Regions from separate parts of the Homo sapiens genome. Here all the other regions are linked to region 2. A link is a loop called in an ENCODE intact Hi-C map of the cell type or tissue named here. Cell type or tissue: dorsolateral prefrontal cortex. All regions are shown on one strand. Region 1 overlaps SUSD1 (sushi domain containing 1). Region 2 overlaps INIP (INTS3 and NABP interacting protein). Region 3 overlaps HSDL2 (hydroxysteroid dehydrogenase like 2).

Region 1 (8,000 bases), 610 kb before region 2:
TTTCCCCATCTCTGAAAATAGAATGAAGTCAGTTTACAAAACAGGTTTTGGTCTTGCAGACAGGATAAGATTAGGGAGAAACGATAAGATTAGGAGGAATGAAACAAAGTGAAGGAAATAACACTAAGAAGAAAATTTGAAATCATATTGGCCCAGTTAGAAAAATATGACAAGGAAAAGTTTTAAATAGGGGAGCGAGAATAGGCATTAATGAGAACTCTTCGTTTCTTCCTTAATAACTGGAACTGTGATACTCTATAGTTAAAGAAATGTGAACATGTTTAAAAAGAGAATCATCAGTGAATGATCAGTGTAGAATTCTTCAAGCATCACTAAGTGAGTTTCAAGGTGGCATTGTTTTTGTAAGATGGGGCAACAGGTATTGCACCGGCTATAAGGACATCTGCCTGGGAAATAGAGCTGTATTAAACAAGGTCCAGGGAGAATGAAAATTGATAAAGCCCAGGCCTGGGTTTAGGCCGAACTGAATAGAAAGAAATGCCTCCTAGTGAAAATGAAAGTGGGAAGAAGGTATTTTAACACTGGATGTTTATGGCAGGTCGAGAGCTCTGTGACATCATTCTTTCTCTACAGAGACCTCGGAGGCAGATTCCAAAGTAATATGTGAGGAGAACAAAAATCTAAGTCTGAAAACAAAAAGCAAATATAGAGAAGGAAAAGTACTAAGACCTAGCAAAAGGTATGAGTCCTACCTGGCAATAAAGACGGAACAGAAACAACTTAAATGGAAGGGTAAAGGCTTAGAGCTGAGCAGGACCTGCTAAGTAAGAACGTTCTCAGAGGGACCTTGAACATTGCAGGCTTATCTCTCTGATACAGAAAAGGAAGCGGGAGCAAGAAGTGTTTCAGTTTCCATCAAAGAAGCACCGACCATTTAAGTCTTGGAAATTCAATTCCAAGAAGGTAGGGCTTGGGCGAAATGCCACTAGCCCAGGGGGTTTCCTGGACCTCATCAGACCAGTGAAAGTTCAGGTTCTGGAAACCCAACAGCAGCTCACAGATCAGCTGAGGGTAATTCCCCATGGGAGACAAAAGGGAAAATCTCCTAACCAGGAAGTAGGACTCACAGGCAGACATTCAATAATAGGAGCCTGTGGAGTCCAGAACTAAAACAATTTGGGGGATCTTTCTGGGTTTAGAGAAATTCAGAGAAAAGAGTCAGAAATGGAGACAGGGAAGGAAGCATGCAAGATGATGCATTTCACTTGAAGAGTTTCCTAAGATAAATGTGGGGTGTCCTGCCCAGAAAGAAGGGAGACTCTTTCACTAAACAGATAAAGATCTTCAGCAATGGTGAAGCTTGGGTAGAAATAGGGCTCAAGGGAGCAACGAAAATGGAAAGGTTTTAATCTTTGGAACGGGCATCAAGAAAGACCTAGAGCCACCACTGCAAATGTCTAAAATTTTCAAGGAGAGTACAGTGTCAAAATGAATCCAACTACCCTGACGAGAAGACATTTCCCAATTTAAGTTTAAATTGACACGTGGTAGACTCCAGACTGCTTGGTAACCTACAGAGGCTGAACTATGGCATGCTACATTATACTTACTACTAGTAATTTAGGGAGGCAAAGGAGAAGGTAACAACAGGCTTCTTTCTGAACCTGACACCATGGGCCTCTCATTTATTATACTCATGCTAGAGTTTAGACCTCATCTCTCACCACTGTCCCCAGCTCTCTGCTCCAGCCATACTGGTTTCCATGACATTCCTAGAATATGCCAAGTATGTGCCTGCCTCAAAACCTCAGCATTTGCCAGTCTCCTATACACCAAAGGAGTAGCATCTATTACAAAACAAGATTCCTAGGTTTCAACAGCTAGAACACACTCTCCACTCAGCAGGACACTCTGGCCAAGACTCAGCAGAAAAGATGTAGGATAGAAAAAACTGGGGACTTCATGCCTTTACATTTTAGTTTATTTTACAAGGAGAGGTGGATTTATTTATTCTTATTTCTTTATCTGAGGAGATCTTGCTCTATTGCCCAGGCTGAAGTGCAGTGGCGCAATCTCGGCTCCCTGCAGCCTCAACCTCCTAGACTCAAGAGATTCTCCCACCTCAGCCTCCCAAGTAGCTGGGACCACAGGCTTATGCCACCACACCCAGCTAATTTTTGTATTGTTTATAGAGACAGAGTTTCACTATGTTGCCCAGGCTGGTCTCAAACTCCTGAGCTCAAGCAATCCACCCGCCTTGGCCTCCCATAGTGCTGGAATTAGACGTGAGCTACTGCACCCAGCTAGATTTTATTTATAGATTTTTATTTCTCTAAGAATTTAATAATTGGAGGGAATTCATATTCAATTTGCGAGCATTACTATGCAGCTGAAAATGTGTTGGGGGGTAGGTTTATGATGTCATGAGGTGCTCCTTGTGCAAACTCTGCTGATACAGACAGGACAAGGTGCCAGGCTCAATCTGATAAAAAAAATAGGATAAAAACTGAAGCCAGACACGGTGGCTCACACTTGTAATCCCAGCACTTTGGGAGGCTGAATTGGAAGACCTCACTTGAGGTCAGGAGTTCGAGAACAGCCTGGCCAACATGGTGAAACCCTGTATCTACTAAAAATACAAAAATTAGCTGGGCATGGTGGTATGCGCCTGTAGTCCCAGCTACTCAAGAGGCTGAGGCAGGAGGATCACTTGAGCCCAGGAGGTGGAGGTTACAGTGAGCCAAGATGGCACCTGGCCCTCCAGCCTGGGTGACAGAGCGAGACTCCATCTCAAAAAAAAAAAATTAATTTTCAGCCTCAGGTGCTACGTGGCTCTCATGAGTGTCTAACACATTTCAGAGTCTTTTTTTTTTTTTTTTTTTTGAGATGGAGTTTGGCTCTTGTTGCCCAAGCTAGAGTGCAATGGCGCAATCTCGGCTCACTGCAACCTCTGCCTCCCGGGTTCAGTGATTCTCTTGCCTCAGCCTCCCGAGTAGCTGGGATTACAGGCACACACCACCATGCCCAGCTAATTTTTTGTATTTTTGGTAGAATCAGGGTTTCATCATGTTAGCCAGGCTAGTCTCGAACTCCTGACCTCAGGTGATCTGCCAGCCTCGGCCTCCCAAAGTGCTGGGATTACAGTCGTGAGCCACCGCACCCGGCCCAGAGTCTTCTAAATGCAAAGGCCAAACTGCCCACCCTGACCCACAAAGAGCAGAGGTGAATATCACAGAGCGGCTTCAGGGAGGTAGCAGCAGGACCTACCCTCTTCTGCTGCTTTCCTTCAAAGGGGTAGCCTCTTCTGGTTGCCCGTAAATTTGTCTGATAAACCCACAGGATTAAAGAACAAAAGAAATAGTAGTGATGGCTGCACCACAGCCATCCCACTAGGGGGAGCTGTGGAGTTAATACAGCTGGCACCTATGTGGCTTCCTCAAAAGACTGCAAGGGAAGAATTTCTAAGGAGCCTGACCTTAATCAGGCCTCTGTTCTCTATGTCAAGTTAATTTGCTTATGCGTGGCCTAGTCCTGAGGCTGTATTGCCTGCCAGTGCCTGACACTGTGGGACCCACGTTTCTGGTCTCCTGGAAGTTCGTTCTACTTGCCGATAATGAATACCCTTAGGGTTCAGTTGTCTTAAATTTGGGGTGAGAGATAAAATGCTTTATGGAATTCTCAACTTAGGACTCCCAGGGAGCTCTGAATAAATCAGTCTATCCTTGGTCTGTGCCCTCTATGAGCCAGTACCCTTCAGGGAAGGGGATAAGTGGTAAGATTCAGGCATCCTGAACCCCAGACGCAGCTAACAAAGTTTGTTAGAACTGGAACCCCTGTCTCTTGACTCCCAAACTAGCACTCTTATGCCCGCCCACACTGCTCAATTCACATAGGTAATTTGTCCTGAGGCACAAAAAAGAAAGACGTCTACACCCACCTGCTGGGGGAGTTGCTATTGTTATTTGCACTGAGTGCCGCTTAGGAGATCTCAGCAGGGTCACATTCACCGTATAATCAGTCGTAGGGTACAGATCCAAACACACTACAGGCACTTGTTCCCTCGTTGTGAAGTTAAACGATGTTGCATGAGAAAAGTTAGCCAGATACCACCTCTGACCCAGAACGGTAAACTGTCATGAGATTAAAAGAAAGTGTTACATTAGATTTTCCATTGACTAACAGGTGCCTAGACTATTAGCAAAATGGAGTTAAAACAAGAAAGTTCCTTTTATTTATCCTTGCCCACTTAGAATTACTTTTAAGACAATAGCAAGCTAACCTGAGGAAGGACTTGACAAAGCTACCTTACCTGTCCTCACAATCAGGTATAGGACCAAGCTTAATATGCATAACTACATCTCAGATGAAGAAAATATTAGTCTATTCCAAAATAATCCCTTGATTATAACGCAAGTGAAAGAGATTACATTGGAGCTAATGGGCAAAATTATTTTTTTTCCTCCTTCCCTTCTGAATACTTCGTTCTCTCTCTCTCTCTCTCTCTCTCTCTCTCTCTCTCTCTCTGTCTCTTTTCTGAGACAGGGTCTTGTTCTGTCACCCAGGCTGGAGTGCAGTGGCACAATCTTAGTTCACAGCAATCTCAAACTCCTGGACTGAAGTGATCCTCAGCCTCCCGAGTAGTTGGAACTACAGGCATGCACCACCACACCTGGGTAATTATTTTTACAATTAATTTGTAAAGACAGGATCTTACTTTGTTGCCCAGGCTGGTCTCAAACTCTTGGCCTCAAGCCCACCTCAGCCTCCCAAAGTGCTGGGATTACAAGTGTGAGCCATTGCACCCAACCAAAATTCTTTTAGTTTCTTTTCATTGTAAGAAATCCATGGACAAGCCTCATAGAACAGAGTACTTAAACTAGGTGGGTTCCTTAACCCTACCCATGGAAGAAAAAAAAAACAAAAACATATGGGGACCACCCCAGATTATGCATTCAAAGCAAATGCCATGGTACTTCACTGGACCCTTCCTATTAGACCTCTGGTAAAAGGGCTTTTGATCCATGGAGTCATATCACACACTGTCACCTAACCATCCTCTACGCACTGCCAGCTCCAGCAGGGAATTATAGGGAAAAAACTTTCGTGAAGGTCCTATAAGTAATATGATCAGCCCTTGATCAGTTAGGGTGCATTAGCTGGTGGAGACATATGCTCGGTGTTGCCACTGATGCTAGCACCATTGTCTATACCACCCTCAATCCCTCCTTATTCCCATCAATCACTAACTCTTCTCTTATCAATTTTGACAGTCATCCAAGACCCTGACAGGTGGTTCATAAGGATTCTTCTCTCTCAAACTCTTTGAATTCTCTTGGATAACTTAAAGGTCCTTACAGATAAACCATCAAATGTTGGCCTCAGAGTTCTTTGAGCTCAATGCTATGAACTTCCTTCACTCCACTTTGGCCACCCATATCCATGGCCACAACCTAGACTATGCTATCGTCAGAGCTGCTCCTCCACGGTCTGGCAGTCCCCTATTCTTCTGGACCACTTACTAGTGAGGCATAATGTGTTCATGCGTGTTTAGGCAATACGTCTATTTTCTTTAGCAAACCGCTTTTAAATATTGACTTTTTTCCAGTCAATTTAAAAGTGTTTCACATGTCACACAAATTAACCTTTATCTAATTTTTTTGTTGTTGTTTTTTTAGACGGAGTCTTGCTCTGTCGCCCAGGCTGGAGTACAGTGGTGCGATCTTGGCTCACTGCAAGCTCCACCTCCCAGGTTTACACCATTCTCCTGCCTCAGCCTCCCAAGTAGCTGGGACTACAGGTGCCCGCCACCACGCCTGGCTAATTTTTTGTATTTTTAGTAGAGATGGGGTTTCACCGTGTTAGCCAGGATGGTCTCGATCTCCTGACCTCGTGATCCACCCGCCTTGGCCTCCCAGAGTGCTGGGATTACAGGCGTGAGCCACCACGCCTGGCCAATTCCTACTTACTTTCTATGACTCAGTATAACAGTCTTTGCTTCTGGTTAAAAAAATTGTACCTGGCCTGGCAAGTAGCTCACACCTGTAATCCCAGCACTTTGGGAAGCCAAGGCAGCTGGATCACCTGAGGTCAGGTGTTTGAGACCAGCCTGGCCAACATGGCAAAACCCCATCTTTACCAAAAATACAAAAATTAGCTGGGCATGGTGGGGCATGCCTGGAATCCCAGCTACTAGGGAGGCTGAGGCAGGAGAATTGCTTGAACCTGGGAGAGGGAGGCTGCAGTGAGCCAAGATCATGCCACTGTACTCCAGCCTGGACGACAGAGCAAGACTCCATCTCAAAAAAAACAAAAAAATTGTACCTGGACACACACACACACACACACACACACACACACAAATAAAATCTCTATTTTTATACTTATTTACTTTTATTATTCCATTATTAATTTACTTTTTGTCAAAGCACTCATTATACCATATTGTAGTTGCCTATTTACCTATATATTTCTATCAGTTTGAATTGGAAACTTCCAAGTCCTAATATGTGATATACTTCTGGTAAATAGAATAAATTAATTAATTTTGGCCTGGGCGCGGTGGCTCACACCTGTAATCCCAGCACCTAGGGAAGCTGAGGCGGGTGGATCACTTGAGGTCAGGAGTTTGAGACCAGCCTAGCCAATATGGTGACACGACATCTCTAATAAAAATACAAAAATCAGCAGGGCATAGTGGTGCACACCTATAATCTCAGCTACTTGGGAGGCTGAGGCACGAGAGTCGCTTGAATTTGGAAGGTGGAGGTCGCAGTGAGCCAAGATCGCCTCCCTGCACTCCAACCTGGGTAACAGAGCAAGACTCGGTCTCAAAAAAGAAAAAAAAATTTTTTTAATGTAATACTTACTGAGTTTGCTCTCTACCAGATGACTTGCTAGGCACTAAAAATGACACAAAATAAATCTCAGTTCCTGCCTGAATTTACTTACAATTTTACTGATGATGTTTAAGAAAAAATCAAGTTAAATGAGGGTCAATAGCCATCCAAAGAGTTCCTTAAAATTCCATGCCCAGCTGGGCGTGGTGGCTCACGCCTGTAATCCTAGCACTTTGGGAGGCCGAGGAGGGCAGATCATCTGAGGCTGGGAGTTTGAGACCAGCCTGACCAACATGGAGAAACCCCATCTCTACTAAAAATACAAAATTAGCTGGGCGTGGTGGCTCATGCCTGCAATCCCAGCTACTCAGGAAGGCTGACGCAAGAGAATCGCTTGAACCCCGGAGGCAGAGATTGCAGTGAGCCGAGATCATGCCACTGCACTCCAGCCTGGGCAACAAGAGCGAAACTCAGTCTCAAAAAATAAAAATAAAAAATAAAAATAAATTCCATGCCCAAATGTGAATCTGATAGCAAAATAAGCTGTATTGTTTAATGCATTAAAATAAAATATAAGCTTGAAATGCCAGGCACAGAAAATGATAGCAAGTCACCAAATATAGTATCTTTCTTCAAGTTAGTACCTCATTTACACCCATCTCACATCTTACATCCATCTCTAGAAACAACAATCACAAACTGTCTAGAAGTTCATTCATTTTTAAATACTTTGGATACTTACTTGGAGATCGCCCAAATTTTTAAATGACACAATTCTTTAATGGAAAGCATAAGAGATCTCCTTACTTGGTACATGTGTTCTGATCCAACTTTCCTAGAACGCCTGTTCAATTTCAAACAAGTTTCATTAAATATTGAAATATTGAAACTTCCATCATCTTCTAAGAGATCAACTTCTAAAAGACAAGAGAGAGAGTTATAGACAGCTTGCACCATCTTAGCAAAATGCATCATGGCTGAGTACAAGTGAAACTCTGACACCTTAAGAGAGCCAATTGGGTGTTTAACAGGAATAATATTAAAACTGGCATCAGCAGACTTAGCTTCAAGTCCTGGCTCTCCAGCTTCTCAATTGTAATTACCTTAGCTAAGTCACTGAACCTCAGTCTCCTTGTTTGTAAAATCAAGTAATTCAGCTTGCTTTTCTTATGTCATAGGCTGCTTAATCAAATGAAATATTTA
Region 2 (8,000 bases):
ACATTTCTTTTTTTTCCTCCCGCACATTTCTTTGTCACTAAAAACATTCTCAAGTAACTAGCATTACATCAGATTGCATTTAAAATCTAAGAGCTGATACTCATTTTCCTTTAACAGCTCTATCACACTTAAAGACTAACTGAAATTCTTCTTATTGTAAAAAAAATCTAAAGCTAAAAGTGAAAATTATTTTGATTATGCAGTTATGGACAATCTACTACACTTTCATAACAATAATTTTTAAAAGATTACTTAAATCCTGTCAAGTGGTTATCCTACAAGCTATATACTCTTCACAACTATATAGTACATTAAAGTACCATAGTTGAGACACCTATGTTTAGTACTAGAGCAACGTCACTGTGGCACTATTAACATGTTTAACATGTTTTCAGTTATTTATTGATTCAACAAATATTTATTGTGTTGGGGACTAAGCCCTCTTTCAGATCTAGCAGTCTTTCATGCTATCACATACAGGCACAAAGTTAGGTTCTAAGGATGCAATGATAAGGCAAAACTTGACATGATTCTAGCTTTCATGGTTTTCAAACTGTCCAGTGAAAATAGAGATCAATCAAATAATCACATGAATGAATGTGTAATTAAAATCTAACATGAGTAGTCTGAAATAAAGAAACCATTTGATGAGCATTTATAACAATCATTATTGTAGGAATGAATGCTAAATAAACTTGACCTAGCGTGAAAGCGGGGGGAGCAGTGTCAGAGAAGGCTTTCAAAGGAAGTGATGCTTGAACTGAAATCTAAGGCATAAAAGTAGGGGTGAGGAACAAAATAAACTTTCCCCCTTTAAAAAGATCACTCTAACTGCAATGTTGAGAATAGACAAGAGAAAATAGTCAGGAAACTATCACAGTAGAAAGAGCTAGAGATAATAAAAGTTTTTAGTGGATGGAAATGCAGAGATACAAACGGATCCAATAGCTATTTAGGAAGTTAAATCAGGAGGAGAGTGATGGATTCAATATGAAGGAATGAGGAAGAAGGTGTCATGGAGGGTTCCTAGATTTTTTTGGTTCTTGCAGTTAAATATGCATTAGTTTTCTATGGCTGCTGTAACAAATTACCCAAAATTCGTGGCTTAAAACGTCACAAATCTATTTTCTTATGGATCTATAGGTCAGAGGTCTCACTGGGCTAAAATCAAGATGTTGACAGGGCTGCATTCATTTTCTTTATTTTTTTTGAGACAGGGTCTCACTCTGTTGTGCAGGCTAGAGTGCGGTGGTATGATCAGGGCTCACAGCAGCCTCAACCTCCCATACTCAAGCGATCCTCCCACCTCAGCCCCATGCCCAGCTAATTTTTTTTATTAACTTTTTTTTTTTTTCAAAGACAGGGTCTCTAAATGGATTCTAGGAAAGAATCCATTTTCTTGCTCTGTCCTAAATCTAGTTAATGACGAATGTTTCCTATATCTTGCAAGATTAAAAAATTACTCAATCATTAGCCACCTTTCAGAGTTTACCAAAAATACGTAACAAAGAAAAGGAATCAAGCCCTAATGTCTGCTCAGGTGATCTGTGTTCACATTCTCTTTCACCTAGACCTAAGGACTTACTTCTTTAAAACTACTGCCACTTTTTCTACCCATTGAGGTTTGTAAGATGATGATGTATCTTCTGCTTGAATCAACCTTTCTTCCCCACTTATTTTTCTTTTCTTCTCACATATAAACTCACAGGCCCTTTTCATTTAAAGCATTTTCTGCTTAATAACCAATGTAGACGATTAGATTAATCCCAATAAAGATCAAGAAGAGGTCTTTTGCCCCTTGTCTCAAGCGCCCAGTGGTTTCCTATCAGATCTATCATCAGAATGTTGTAATTCCCCCTACTGAAGGGCGGTATGGGAAAACAGAATGAATAAGGAACGTGGGACATGGAATCAACGTGGGTTCTCACCTCAGCACTACCACTTACTACTGAATATTAGGAAAACTACCTCACCATGCCTCAGGACCAAAGGGGATAACAGTAACACTTCAAAGGGTGGTTACAGGAAATACAGAAAAATATAAGTAAAAGACCTAGAACACTGCCTGCCACATGGTAGTTGCTTAATAAATACACACTATTATTGTTATTATTATCTAGCATTCTTTCTCCCTAGTCATCAGGTTAACATCACTAGATTCCTGTCATCCCACATTGACAATTCTCTGTCAGTGAAGTTTTTCATTAGATAGGCCACAACTAATTGGCATGCAGCTTTCTAATTACATTCACATTTCAGAACTCCCAGGCCAGTCTGAGTGCATGTGTGGATCCTATACTCTCTCCTAACTACACAAACAGTCTCAGATTACTTTACATAATATTCTTCCCAGTTACAATTTCAATCTGGAGCCTACAGGTCAAGCCTAGCATCAGAAATCTAATTCATTCTCTTTGCCATAGCAATTAAAATGCAACAAAAAGAGATTTAGCCTTCAGAAACCTACTCCAAATTGTGTCTTTGCATACAAACTCTCATCTTTAAAAAGGTACAAATAGAAGAATTTTCAGATGCTATTTATGCATCACTGCACTGGGACAAACTCTTAATTGAGAGGTGGCATACTTTAGTATAAACGTGAAGAATAAACTTGCTTTCCTTCTGGACCATATATGGTTTAGGTGAAGACTTGTACTTGGGTCTGAGGTCAAACAAGACACTTCCCAGGAGCCTTGCCATTCTACTCCTATGCAGCATGCTGAAATCACAGCTGAGAGCACCTGGACTGGCCCAAAATCAATAGTTCCTACTACCTGATCTGCAGATCTTATAGTTACTACTATAAGCATTTTCAGATATCTGTAAAATTGAAAAAAATAAAAGAATTCATGTTCCTTACTCAGTATTTCACCAGGTCTCTCTAAAATCAGGCTGAACCAATCCAATGCCATCACATCATCATAGGACCTTGATATTTACCAATAATGAAAGACTCTGTGCTGCTTTTGGTACCTTGTCCAAACCCCAGGTTGACAATCTGCCTCTGCATACTAAAATTCTCATGATTGAAAGCCTACCAAATGTTCTACACTACATTGGACAGTATGAAGAACATGGGACTGCAGTGACTGTCAAGGGCGTATGAAATTTAGCAGTCCTGATTACTATGACGGCATGAAAGACTGCTAGATCTGAAAGAGGGCTTAGTCCCCAACACAACGGAATTGTTCTCTACACCAGACATAATAAGTAAAATCTATTTATTTACATTAATAAATTACAACACATAAAGATTTTTTTTAAATCATGGTTCTTTCAGTTATCATTTTAAGATAATTAAGGCCCTTGGTATTAATCTCCATATTAAGTAATTCTTATACATACAAACAGTACAGAAATGATTTACTACAGAAAGTAAAATACAGCCGGGCATGGTGGCTCACACTTGTAATTCCAATGCTTTGGGAAGCCAAGGTGAGAGAACTGCTTGAGAACAGGAGTTCAGGAGTTCAAGACCAGCCTGGGCAACAAAGCGAGACCCTGTTTCTACAGGAAAAAAAAAAAGAAAAAAAATTAGCCAGGCGTGGTAGCATGTGCCTATAGTCTCAGCTACTTGGGATGCTGAGCTCAGGAGTTGGAGGCTGCACGGAGCTACAATCACAACACTGCTCTCCAGCCTGGGCAACAGAGCGAGACCCTGCCTCTTAAAAAAAAATTAAATTAAAGAGAGAGAGAAAAATACAATAGATCTGAATAAATAAGAATTTTAAAATTTCACTGGAGTCCGGGAGTCTCTAGAACATGATGTGGACTCCCTCTGCTGGTTCCTAGTAGCAGCAGTTCCATGACATCAACAAAAATCCCTGACAAAGGAGCAACGGAAGCCAAAGGGCTAATCTAAATTCATTTCTATTTAGATTAGGGGATGTTTCATAGTGGATCTGACTATGGGTCAGTCAAAGGCAATACTAAAAATGATTGCGTTTTTACTACAACTACGAAAAAAGTAACCAGCATATTGTAAATCTCTGTGCGAATAGTGGGATAATTTAAAATTTATTTTCATTTGCAGTGCATTGTGTGGTTTTTAGCAGCATGTTATCTTTCCAAAATAGTCTTCTCTTAGTTTTCATCTGAGCTCAAATTAAGTTATTTTTAATATGGGCCCTTATAATTTAATGGAAAAATAAAGAGGTCAACAACCACAAGGGAATGTGGACCTATGATTAGTCCACAGAGCACACAAATCGCACATGGCTATGTGAGAGGAGAACAGAATGGTATTAGCTGGTTACTGCTGGGAAAGCTGTCACCACAACTTGCTTTTTACAATACTATAATTCTACGAAACTCATGTAACCTTTAGTTTGTCCTAAATATAACTAATAAACTAAAACAGAATCAGCAAGCTTTCAATTTCCAGTACTGGCAGAGTAGTCTGGTTGGTCTAATCCTGCCACAAATATAATACTAAAATATTAAAAATTCACTACTTAAAGGCACTGGAGTCTGACCAGTATCAGGCAGAAACTGCAACTGGTGAGATTTGGGAACTTGTGGCCTTTTGCCTGAAGCATTCCCCAATCCACTAACAGCTTGGTTAGCCTCACCTTACTAGCTTGAGGTGTCAGAGGAGAACTCAAGTTTAGGGCTGACAGAGTAGCAAAAAAATTAGGGGCAAGGCTTGAGGGAGAGGCAGAAGGAATAAAGCCCAATTCATGCATATAAAATCCACTCAAAGTTTCACTCACTGCTGAACTACACATATCCAGGGGAGATCCCAGGCAGCCCATCAATAAAGCAGCAGGTGGAAGCTGAAAAACACTGCAAGATTTCTGCCCAACACAGGAGAGACAAGAGTTTGGAGTTGAGTATGAGTTGAGTCAAGCTGTCTGCTAGAACAAAAATCACAATTTCAGAAGAATATAACAGAATCCAGAGTTTCCACAATGTCCAGTACCCAATAACAAATCACAACTTATAAGAAGAAAAAGGAAAACGTGATGCATATGCACCAAAATGCTGTCAACAAAAACCAACTCCAAGATAACCCCAATGATATAATTAGCAGTCAAGGATTTAAAATCAGCCATTATAAATATGTTCAAAGACTTAAGGGAAAAAGACATAATAAATAAAAGGGGTATTTTAGCAAAGAAGTATAACTATGGAAAAGGACCAAGTGGAAATTCTAGAGCTAAAAAGTAAATTGAAACAAAATGTTCACTGGATTGAATGAACAGCAGATTGGAGATGGCAGAAGTTATTAAAGTTAGAGCATTAGAAATTATCCAATCAGAAAAACACAGAAAAAAATATTGAGGAAAAATAAGCAGAGCCTTGGAGTATTTGAATAATGGATGGAAACATCCCAAATTTAGTGAAAGACATCAACCTACAGATCCAAAAAGCTCAACAAACCCCAAACAAGAAAACCACCTCTAGGCATACCATAGTCAGACCACTGAAATACAAAGAGATAATCCTAAAAGCAGCCAGAGAAAAATAACACATTACATACAGGATAAGAACACCACCATTAAGAACACGAAAAGGCAAGCGAGACTGGGAGGAAATACGTGCAAAACATATCTGACAAAGGACTTGTATCCAGACCGAAGAATGAAAACAAAACAACTTGCTAATAAAAGAAATAACCCAATTTTTAAAAAATGAGTAAAAGATTTGAACAAATACTTCATAAAGGAAGATTTACAATGGCCAATAAGTACAACGAAAGTGCTCAGCATTTGTCATCAAGGAAATGCATTTTAATACTACAATGAGATACTACTTCATACATTCTAGAATGGCTAAAATTAACGACTGACAACACTAAATGTGAATCAACCAGAATATTCACATATTGCTGGAGAGAATATAAAACAGTACAAAGAGAGCTCTCTTCAGAAGCGCATATACTAAAATAATAAAATGGTACAAGTGGCCCAGCATGGTGGCTCATGCCTGTAATCCCAACATTTTGGGAGGCCGAGGTGGGAGGATTTCTTGAGGCCAGGAGTTCAAGACCAGCCCAGCCAACAAAGCAAGACCCTCTCTCTACAAAAAATAAAAACATTAGCCAGGCATGGTGATGCATGCATGCAGTCCCACCACTTTGGAAGGTAGAGGTGGGAGGATCACTTGAGCCCAGGAGTTTGAGGCTGCAGTGAGCTTCATCCACCTCAGAGCCCAGCCTGAGCAACAGAACAAGACCCTGTCTCTTAAAAAAAAGGTATCTGAGGCCGGGCACAGTGGCTCATGCCTGTAATTCCAGCACTTTGGGAGGCCGAGGCAGGCGGATCACCTGAGGTCAGGAGTTCGAGACCAGACTGGCTAACATGGTGAAACCCCGTTTCTACAAAAAAATTAGCCAGGCGCAGTGGCACGCGCCTGTAATCCCAGCTACTCAGGAGGCTGAGGCAGGAGAATCGCTTGAACCCAGGAGGTGGAGGTTGCAGTGAGCTGAGATCACGCTATTGCACTCCAGCTTGGGCAACAAGAGCAAAACTCCATCTCAAAAAAAAAAAAAAAAGTACCTGCAAAAGAGACTTATAAATGCTCATAGCAGCTTTATTCACAACAGCCAAAACTGAGACAACCCCAAAGTTTACAAACAGAAGAATGAATAAACAAAATGTGATAAAGTCATACCATGGAATACTACCCCACAATAACAAGGAATGAACTACTGATCCATGCACAATATGGATGAATCTCACAGACAGTATGGTCAATGAAAGAAGCTGGACCAAATGAGTATACACTTTAAGAGTCCATAAGTTTAAGACAAAACCAAGATTAAAAAAATCAGAACAGAGATGAGTAATTTAAAAATATGAAGATGGGTCAAACATACATAGAGTCAAACAGGAATTCAGACTTGATACAGAACGGAAATAGAGGCGTCCTTCAAGTAGTTAAGTGGTTAACTACTTGCCAAGTGAGATTCAATACTTTATAGAGAGTAAATTTTACTTTTATACAAATTTTAAAATAAAAACTCCTTGATAGCAGCAAATGTGTCTGACTTGATTTGTTTTGGAGCTATCTTAACACAGGTGAAATGTGTACAAAAGTTTTTACAGCAATGAAGATAAAGGCACAGATAATGTGTGATGACAATAAAACTTCTTTAAAAGTGGTTCTGATTTCAAGTAAAAGAGCAAGCGAACATAGATGTCAGAAGAGGCCATAAGGTGAATAATGTGAATACAATTTCAATGTAAATAATCTTAAAATAGATTAAAATATAAGATTAATAATATAAAGGATGTTGTATATCTGATCCAATGTCAGATCTACCATCATATGTTGCTTAACAACAGGGATACATTCTGAGAAATTCATTGTTAGGTGATTTTGTGTTATGCAAACATCAGAGTGTACTTACACAAACACAGATGGTATAGCCTACTACACAACCTAGGCTGTACGGTACAGTCTGTTGCTCCAAGGCTACAAACGTGTACAGCATGTTACTGTACTGAATAGTGTAGGCAACTGTAATACAATGCTAAATATTTGTGTATCTCAACATAGAAAAGGTACAGTAAAAATATGGTTTAGGGAACACTTATTCTATTTTATGAAATGAAGTGTTGCCTGATTCTAGAATCACAAATAAAGCCAATTGAGATCTTAAAATACACACATACATACATACATACACACACACACACACACACACACACACACACACACACACACACACGGTTTAAAAGACAAAAAATGGTATACCTGTATAGGGCATTTACCATGCATGGATGCATGGAGCTTTCAGGACTGAAGCTGCTCTGGGTGAGTCAGTGAGTGAGTTGTGAGTGAATGTGAAAGTCTAGGACATTACTATATAGTACTGTATACTTATAAACACTGTACACTTAGGCTGCACTAAATTTATTCAATTTTTCTTTCTTCAATAATACATTAACCTTAGCTTACTGTAACTTTACTTTATAAACTTTTAAATTTTTTTAACTTTTTGACTTTTGTAATAACACTTAGCTTAAAACACAAAACACTGGGCCAGGCACAGT
Region 3 (8,000 bases), 270 kb before region 2:
AAAGTCAGATCAGTTACTAGCCACTTCTAAATCTCGAAATAAGAAATGAAAATTATTTTTTAAAGTTGGTCTTAAAATCACAGAGTAAAGATTTTGTTCAAGAATATGTGGTAACAGATGGTACAGTAGTGGGTTATGTATTTATTTATTTATTTGAGAAAGGGTCTCACTCTGTCACCCAGGTTGGAGTGTAGTGGCGCAATCTCAGCTCACTGCAACCTCTACCTCCCAGGCTCAAGCAATCCTTCCACCTCAGCCTCTAGAGTAGCTGGGACTATAGGCATGTGCCACCACACCTGGTTAATTTTTGTATTTGTAGATGTGGGGTTTCACCATGTTGCCCAGGCTGGTCTTGAACTCCTGAGCTCAAGTGATCTGCCTGCCTTGGCCTCCTAAAGTGTTAGGATTACAGGCGTGAGCCACTGCACCTGGCACAGTAATGAATTTTTTTGTTTAAAATAATTTATGATTGTGGACTCTCTAAATATTTGTCTCTTAAGCGCAGTCTCTTAGAGTAGCTTAATGACAGATGGTGTAGATGAGTGGGCAGGCTCTGTCTCATGGACAGTAAAGTGATCTGAGAAGCTTCTAGAAAGCCCTCTTGTTAAGTAACTCTCCCTCTCTGAAATTGGGGATGATAATGATAATAATGGATTTTTACCATATAGAATATGATGTATTCTAATATAGCCATACATAGGAGTTATATTTATTTGCGCTAAAGTATATTTTAAATATTATTCATTAAACTGAGCTTCTAAATGACACAAACCACGTTTATATTTGTATCATCCCTGCTCATCTCTGCAGTTCAAACTAAAGTAAATAGCGGATTATAGTTTTACAAAGCACTCTTATATGCATTATCTATTTAGCCTGCATAACAATTCTGTACGGAAAGTAATGCTTAGTGATTAAGAACACGAAATTTGGGAGAAGACAACCCAGCTTCATATTGCAGCTCTGCTGCTCACTGCTATGCAGCTTTGAGCATGTCACCCAGTTTGTCTGTCTCAGCCTCAATTTCCATATTGGTAAACTTAAGAGAATGATACATTTCATACAAGATTTTTGTAAAGGCTAAATGTGATAATGTATAATGTGTTTGGCACAGTGCCCAGCATATAGTACACTCAGAATATTTAGTAGTTAATATTTACAAGTGGAAAAACAGGCTCAGAGAGATTGAGCCTTTGCCTAAGAGCAGATGGCTAATAGGTGGCAGAACCTGACCAGATTCAGGTCTTCCGGGTCCTGGTACCCAGGAATATAATTATTACCTTAGGTTTTAAAGACACAGTGTAATTGTGCGCAAGTTTTAAAATTTTATTTAAATTAAAAATCCTATTAAGTATTGAGAACTTAAAATGACCAGATACTATGATATTAGGATATAACAAAGATGAATTCATTCCTGCCCTCCAGAAGTTTGCTTAAACTTCTGAAAAAGAGAGAGAGAGAGGCAGGAGACCGAGGCAGGAGGCTCATTTGAGCCCAGAAGTTTGAGACCAGCCTGGGCAAAACAGCAAGACCCCATGTCAAAAAAAAAAAGAGAGAAAAGAAAAAGAGAACAATTGAGATTGTTAACATCTCACTGTACTACAGTTTTGAAGGCTTTGTGGCCTTTAAATCTTCTAGTGTGCACATGTCTTGGAGTTATCAGTGTAATTAAAACAGTTAACCTATTTGCTAACCACAACCATTAGCTGAAAATAAGACCCAGTGGAGGCTGTGTGCAGTGGCTCACACCTGTAATCCCAGCACTTTGGGAGGCCAAGGCCAGTGGATCGCTTGAGCCAAGGAGTTCAAGACCATACTGGGCAACATGGCAAAACCCCATCTCTACAAAAAATAAAAATGAGTGTTCAGGCACGGTGGCTCACGCCCATAATCCCAGCACATTGGGAGGCTGAGGTGGGTGGATATCCTAGGTCAGGAGTTTGAGACCAGCCTGACCAATATGGTGAAACTCTATCTCTACTAAAAATATGAAAAGTAGCCAGGCATAGTGATGGGCACCTGTAATCCCAGCTACTTGGGAGGCTGAAGCAGGAGGATTGCTTGAACCTGGGAGGCAGAGGGTGCCATGAGCTGAGATCGTGCCACTGCACTCAAGCCTGGGTGACAGAGCGAGACTCCGTCTCAAAAAATAAATAAATAAATAAATAATAAATAAATAAATAAAAATTAGCTGGATATGGTGGCTTGCACCTGTGGTCCCTGTTACTTGGGAGGCTGAGGGAGGAGGATCACTTGAGCCCAGGAGGTGGAGGTTGCAGTGAGCCAAGATCATATCACTGCACTCCAGCCTGGGTGACAGTGAGACCCTGTGTCAATAATAATAATAATAACCCAGTGGAATAGGATGGAATAGGATAGCTTAGTGTTCATGATGATGGAGTGAGAGGAAGAGGGAAAGAGAGAAGAGACCCAAGTGCACTAATGCTGAGAAGAAAGTCCTTCTTAAGAAGGGGCCCTCTGCTTTTAGGACGGCAGGTAAGAAATAAGTCCTGACAACTTCGGAAGAATGTGGGCCAGAAGAGCAGTGTAGGATGAGAAGGGCAGAGGTTCCTGGGAGAGCAGGTAAAGGCTTTACAGAACAGGTGATCTTTTGGGGATTAAATCTTGAAGATAAAATTTATCAGAGGAGAGAAAGATAACTGAATTATGAGAAAATTAATTTAATGAAGATCAGGTCATTCGACAGTTCTCACAGAGGCCTTTTCTTTTGCACCAGAAAGATTTTTAATAAAATAGATATGTTTATTAAACAGATGTTAAAATCTTACTATGTTGTAGTTACATTAACCTAATGGTTTGGGGTCAATTTTTCAGGTCATCCTTTGCAACCAGATTTCTTCTTAGATGAATACCCAGAAGCAGTTAGCAAGAAAGTGGAATCAACTGGTAAGATCTAGACTATATTTTATGTTAGAAAATATAAATCCTAACTTATGTATTTCTTCCAAAATATGGAATTGATCCTATAACAGTGACATTTCTGCCTTCTGTTTTTAAACTGTTTTGTACTTTAAACTAAACAAGTAATGTGAGATCTCAGTTAATTCTAGTAAAGAAGGTTGTTTTGTTCATCTACCAGTAAGAAGTTTTAATAAGGCTGGGCACAGTGGCTCATACCTGTAATCCCAGCACTTTGGGAGGCTGAGGCGAATGGATCACTTGAGTCCAGGAGTTTGCGACGAGCTTGGGCAACATGGCGAAACCCCGTCTCTACAAAAAAAATACAAAAAAAAAATACGTTGGGCGTGGTGGCACGAGACTGTAGTCCCAGCTACTCAGGAGGCTGAGGTGGGAGGATCACCTGATCCCGGGAAGTTGAAGTTTCAGTGAGCCGTGATCGTGCCACTGCACTCTAGCCTGGGTGACAGAGCAAGACCCTGTCTCAAAAAAAAAAAAAAAAAAAAAAAAAAGAAGAAGTTATTAATATATTCTTTGCGTTTGGTTAAAAACAAGTCTGAAAAAACTTTTTTTTAGGTTTTATTTATTTTCTTTTGCACTGTCTTTAGGTATTTCATGTTGATATGTTATTTTGAGGAAAAGTGTGTCATATATCAAATACATCTAACACCATTTCCACAGTTTGTGTTATGTGACTATTTTATGAAAGAAATCAACTTCAAAGGAGGTTTGGGTTTTACTTTGTTTTGTTTCTGTAATTCATAAACAATAGTGCCCTTGAATTGGTCCAGAGTTTACATTTTAGACTTTGTGTTCTGACATTTTGCCAGTGGCTTACTTGAAGAAACACTTTAATGAATACCTGTGGGAAGAATTTCTCTCATGGTTTACTAATAAGAATGGCTGTGCTTCTTCTGGGCCCTTACCTTATTTTTATCTTATAGATGCTATGACTCTCATCGATTTTTTTTTTTAGAAGTCTGATAGAAAATGTAGGGATGAATTTCCTTGATACCTTTAGCAAATCTGTGGCACCTTACTGCAATGCATTTTAGAGCCAAACCTTATTTCCAGCTTTCTTTTATTTATTCTTTATTATTTATCTTTTCTTTTTCCAGATTTTTATGGTAATTTAAAAAAATTACTTAGGTAATAAAAAGGACTTTTTTGTATTACAGACAATTTAAAACAATAGAAAGGAAAATAGTTACTCATAATCCTACTACCCAGAGTATTAAAACCAGGAAAAACAAGACTGTCAGTCTGTTTCTCAAAAGGCCTCTTACAGAATGGTGGAAAATACCTAGAGAGCTTATCAAACTCTAGAAGAGTCTGGTCTTCAAGTTAGTTAAGTCCCAAACTCCGATTTTTGCCCAACGCCCTAAGGTTGGATCTGTCTTTTAGAAGAAGGCATGCATGAACTGAGATCATTTAAACTCCAAATTTTAAATAAGAACCACTTATTGATCATGTATGTTCTTTTTGTTTATTCAACAAATATTTACTGGGCACCTCCTATGTGCCAAACACTGTGCTAAGTACTTTACATGCATTGTCCTGTTTAATACCATTAATCCCCAAGACAGATACTCCCCTCATTTTACAGCTGCAATTGCACAGCCAGCAGGTGGCAGAACCAAGATTTAAACTCATATTTCTCTGATTTCAAAGCCCATGTCTTTAACCAGTAAACTTAAATGGCTTTCCTAACACTTGAATACTTAGTCTTTTAAATTTTAGCATATTCTTAGTCTGGGCAACATGGTGAGACCCTGTCTCTACAAAAAAATAAAAAAAATTAGCTGGCCATGGTGGCACATGCCTGTAGTCTCAGCTACTCAGGAGACTGAAGCAGGAGGATCCCTTGAGCTCAAGAGTTTGAGGCTGCAGTGAGCTATGATTGAGCTACAGCACTCCAGCCTGGGCAACAGAGCAAGACCCTGTCTCAAATAAATACGTAAATTAGCACATTCTTTCCCCTGATAATCCAGTTTATTAATTTATAACAAAGAGTTGCCATCTCATAGGTTAAACATGTAGGTGCTTGATCAGCACATTCTCTTCCTTTGGATATAATTGTGCATGAAACAGAATCATAGTCAGAAGGTCATTTCATGACCATGGAATCAGAACAAGGGAGTTAGATAGGTAGAGTGTAAAATCAGTGTTTACTGGCATCAGGCTTTGATAGGGATAACTTTGCCTATAGCCATCTCCACATAAGCAATGCTCTTACCCTTAAGGTTAGAAGACTCAAATTCCTTTGGCTAACTTCCCTCACCTAATGCTGCAGGAGCATTTACTTCTGTAGCTCTCTTTTTTTGATTCTGTGTGGTTCAGTCAATAGCAATTTTACCTGACCTTTTCTGTAGATATATTAATATACTCATATAGATAGTAGCCTGGGCTATAACTTACCTCTTTCAGTTTATTTCTTATGTCCTCTCATAGTTCAGCTCTTTGAGAACCATGTGTATCCCTTGTTTCCAAAGGGGGAGAGGTTCACCTTTCTATTGCACCAACAACTTATAATAACCCCTGTTACCATTTCATTATACCTTTTCCAGTATTCGTCGTGTGTATGTTAGCTCTTATATATGTAATTATTGTAGACAATGGACCTAGTTTTAAATTGATGGGTTTTTTTTTTCTTCCCATCTTAAAAGCAATATCAACCAGGCATAGTGGCTCACGCCTGTAGTCCCAGCACTTTGGGAGGCTGAGGTGGGAGGATCGCTTGAGCCCAGGAGTTCAAGACTAGTCTGGGCAACATGGCAAAACTTTGTCTCTACAAAAAGTACAAAAATTAGCTGGGTGTGATGGTGCATGCCTGTAGTCCCAGCTACTTGGGAGGCTGAAGTGGGAGGATCACTTGAGTTCAGGAGTTTGAGGTTGTAATGAGCTATGATCAAGCCATTAAACTCCAGCCTGGGTGAGAGAGTGAGACCCCTGTCTCAAAAAACAAACAAACGAAAATGCAATACCATTATTTCTTCATTGATTCCCCCCACCCCTACTCTCCACTGGAACACAGGGAGCCCACTCAGTCTTGTTTTTTTTTTTTTTTTTTTTGACTTCCAGCTTATTTTTGTTTTTATTTTTTATTTGGTTTAGAGACTGGGTCTCACCCCGTTGCCCAAGCTGGAGTGCAGTGGCTCGATCATAGCCCACTGCAGCCCTCAAAGTCCTGGACTCAAACAATCCTCTCACCTCAGCCTCACCAATAGCTGGGACTAGAGGTGCATGCCACCACGTCCAGCTAATTTTTAAATTTTTTGTAAAGAGGGGGTCTTGTTATATTGCCCAGGCTGGTCTCAAACTCCTGGCCTCAAACAATCATCCTGCCTCGGCCTCCCAAAGTGCTGGGATTACAGGCATGAGCTATGGCGCTGGGCCTATTTTCCTTCAGTTACAGTTTTAATTGCTTCTGTTGCAGTTGTTCTGGATTCTCAGAAACACTTATTCTTACCTTGGCTCCCCTTTCCCTTTCCCTGTAGTTAGCACCATTTCTCACTGGTTCTGGCTTTCTCTTCTGTATTCTGGAGACCTTGTTAAGTTTGTCCTCTGTATTAAAAAGGACAGTCTGATAAGATGTTCTATAGCTTAGTTTCTGTTCCATATTGTCTCAAATGGTTAATTTGCTATGGTGCTCACTTCCTTTTTCATTTTATCCTATTGTCTTTTCATCACAGCCGGTTATATATAACTTTCTGTCCCTGTTTCATATAGTTTTTTTTTTTAAGGCTTTATTTATTTATTTTTTTGAGACAGAGTCTCTATCACCCTGGCTGGAATGCAGTGGCATGATCTTGGCTCACTGCAACCTCCACCGCCCAGGTTAAAGCAATTCTCCTTCCTCAGCCTCCCTAGTAGCTGGGATTACATGGGTGTGCCACCATGCCCGGCTAATTTTGTATTTTTAGTAGAGATGGGGTTTCGCCACATTAGCCAGTCTGGTCTCAAACTTCTGACCTTGGGTGATCCACCCACCTTGGCCTCCCAAAGTGCTGGGATTACAGGCATGAGCCACTGTGCCTGGCCAAAGCTTTATTTTTTTTTATAGCATAAAGTTTTAGATTCACAGCAAAACTGAGAAGGTACAGAAATATCATATATCCCACACATGCATTACTTCCTTCCTTAGCAGCATCCTCTACCAGAGTGGTACATTTGTTAGAATTGATGAATCTGTATTGACACATCATAATGATATAGTTTTCGTGTGGAAGAATTCTTGTAGGTTTCATGGTAAATTAGTTTTAGATATTTGCTCTTCAGAATAGCCTCCATTGCCTGTGGCACATTATTTTTTTCATAGGCATCAGGTTATTTTTTTTTTCTGTTAATTCTTCCTCATATTAGGAGATATCTCTAGAGCTAGTGTAGTCAAAGGCAGGAATGTGTAGGTTGCTTTTGGCTCCCTTCCCTGTCTATATGGAGGAATTCCTTTTTCTGAGCTGTAGTTTCAGATGTGGCACCTGTTGGGCAAATAGCTCAGGCCAGTGTGCAAGGCTGACATGTGACCTTCCTTTACTTCCTCTGTTTAAAACTACTCTCCAGGCCTGGCTCAGTGGCTAATGCCTGTAATCCCAGCACTTTGGGAGGCTGTGGTGGGAGGATTGCCCGAGGCCAGGAGTTCGAGATGAGCCTGGGCAATGTAGCAATAGCAAGATCCCATTTCTACAAAAAATTTTTAACAATAGCCAGGCGTGGTGGTATGTACCTGTGGTCTCAGGTACTTGGGAGGCTGAGGCGGGAGGATCACTTGAGCCCAGGAGTTCAAGCTTGCAGCAAGCTGTGATTGTGCCATTGCACTCCAGCCTGGGTGACAGAGGGAGACCCTATCTCAAAAACAACATGAAACACAACAAAAACACAAAAACTACTCTCTCCTGGAATGCCCTGCTGCCACGGTTCTTCCCCTCCCCATCCTTGTCAGCCATGCCTTGGGGCATGTACTTCCCAGGATGCTCCACTGCAGGACTCCCCTACTGTCTGCTTATCTTATTTGGGAGCTACAAGCTTTGGAACTGGATTTGAAAGATGAGGATGAGGAATCACATTGAGTGTGTCTTGAAAAG

The links. A loop is a pair of places that touch in the nucleus more often than their neighbours do. Peaks named below come from ENCODE experiments on the same cell type or tissue, not always from the same donor. Only the 100,000 strongest peaks of a DNase experiment are listed, where the experiment ranks them.
Region 1: a loop joins it to region 2, with 4 times the contacts of the local background. A loop is called at or near these places in 31 of 110 quality-filtered maps.
Region 3: a loop joins it to region 2, with 2.7 times the contacts of the local background. A loop is called at or near these places in 38 of 110 quality-filtered maps.

The regions. Positions count from the first base shown.
Region 1 is chr9:112,094,572-112,102,571 of GRCh38, forward strand. It overlaps SUSD1 (sushi domain containing 1), which reads right to left. Exons shown (of 17, transcript NM_022486.5): 9 at 7,605-7,714; 10 at 3,899-4,091. Among named protein-coding and RNA genes, the nearest start is that of LINC02977, 58 kb to the left of the region's middle. RefSeq lists enhancers at 943-1,112, 3,162-4,081, 4,082-5,000 and a silencer at 3,321-3,440. In dorsolateral prefrontal cortex, CTCF peaks have their summits at 3,365 (motif pointing right) and 3,567; a DNase peak (open chromatin) is centred at 3,350.
Region 2 is chr9:112,707,505-112,715,504 of GRCh38, forward strand. All of the region lies in intron 2 of INIP (INTS3 and NABP interacting protein), which reads right to left. Among named protein-coding and RNA genes, the nearest start is that of INIP, 6.6 kb to the right of the region's middle. In dorsolateral prefrontal cortex, CTCF peaks have their summits at 3,786 (motif pointing left) and 3,994; a DNase peak (open chromatin) is centred at 3,779; H3K4me3 peaks cover 961 bases; H3K27ac peaks cover 2,032 bases.
Region 3 is chr9:112,438,864-112,446,863 of GRCh38, forward strand. It overlaps HSDL2 (hydroxysteroid dehydrogenase like 2), which reads left to right. Exons shown (of 11, transcript NM_032303.5): 8 at 2,836-2,907. Among named protein-coding and RNA genes, the nearest start is that of KIAA1958, 44 kb to the right of the region's middle. In dorsolateral prefrontal cortex, CTCF peaks have their summits at 4,562 (motif pointing right) and 4,764; a DNase peak (open chromatin) is centred at 4,545.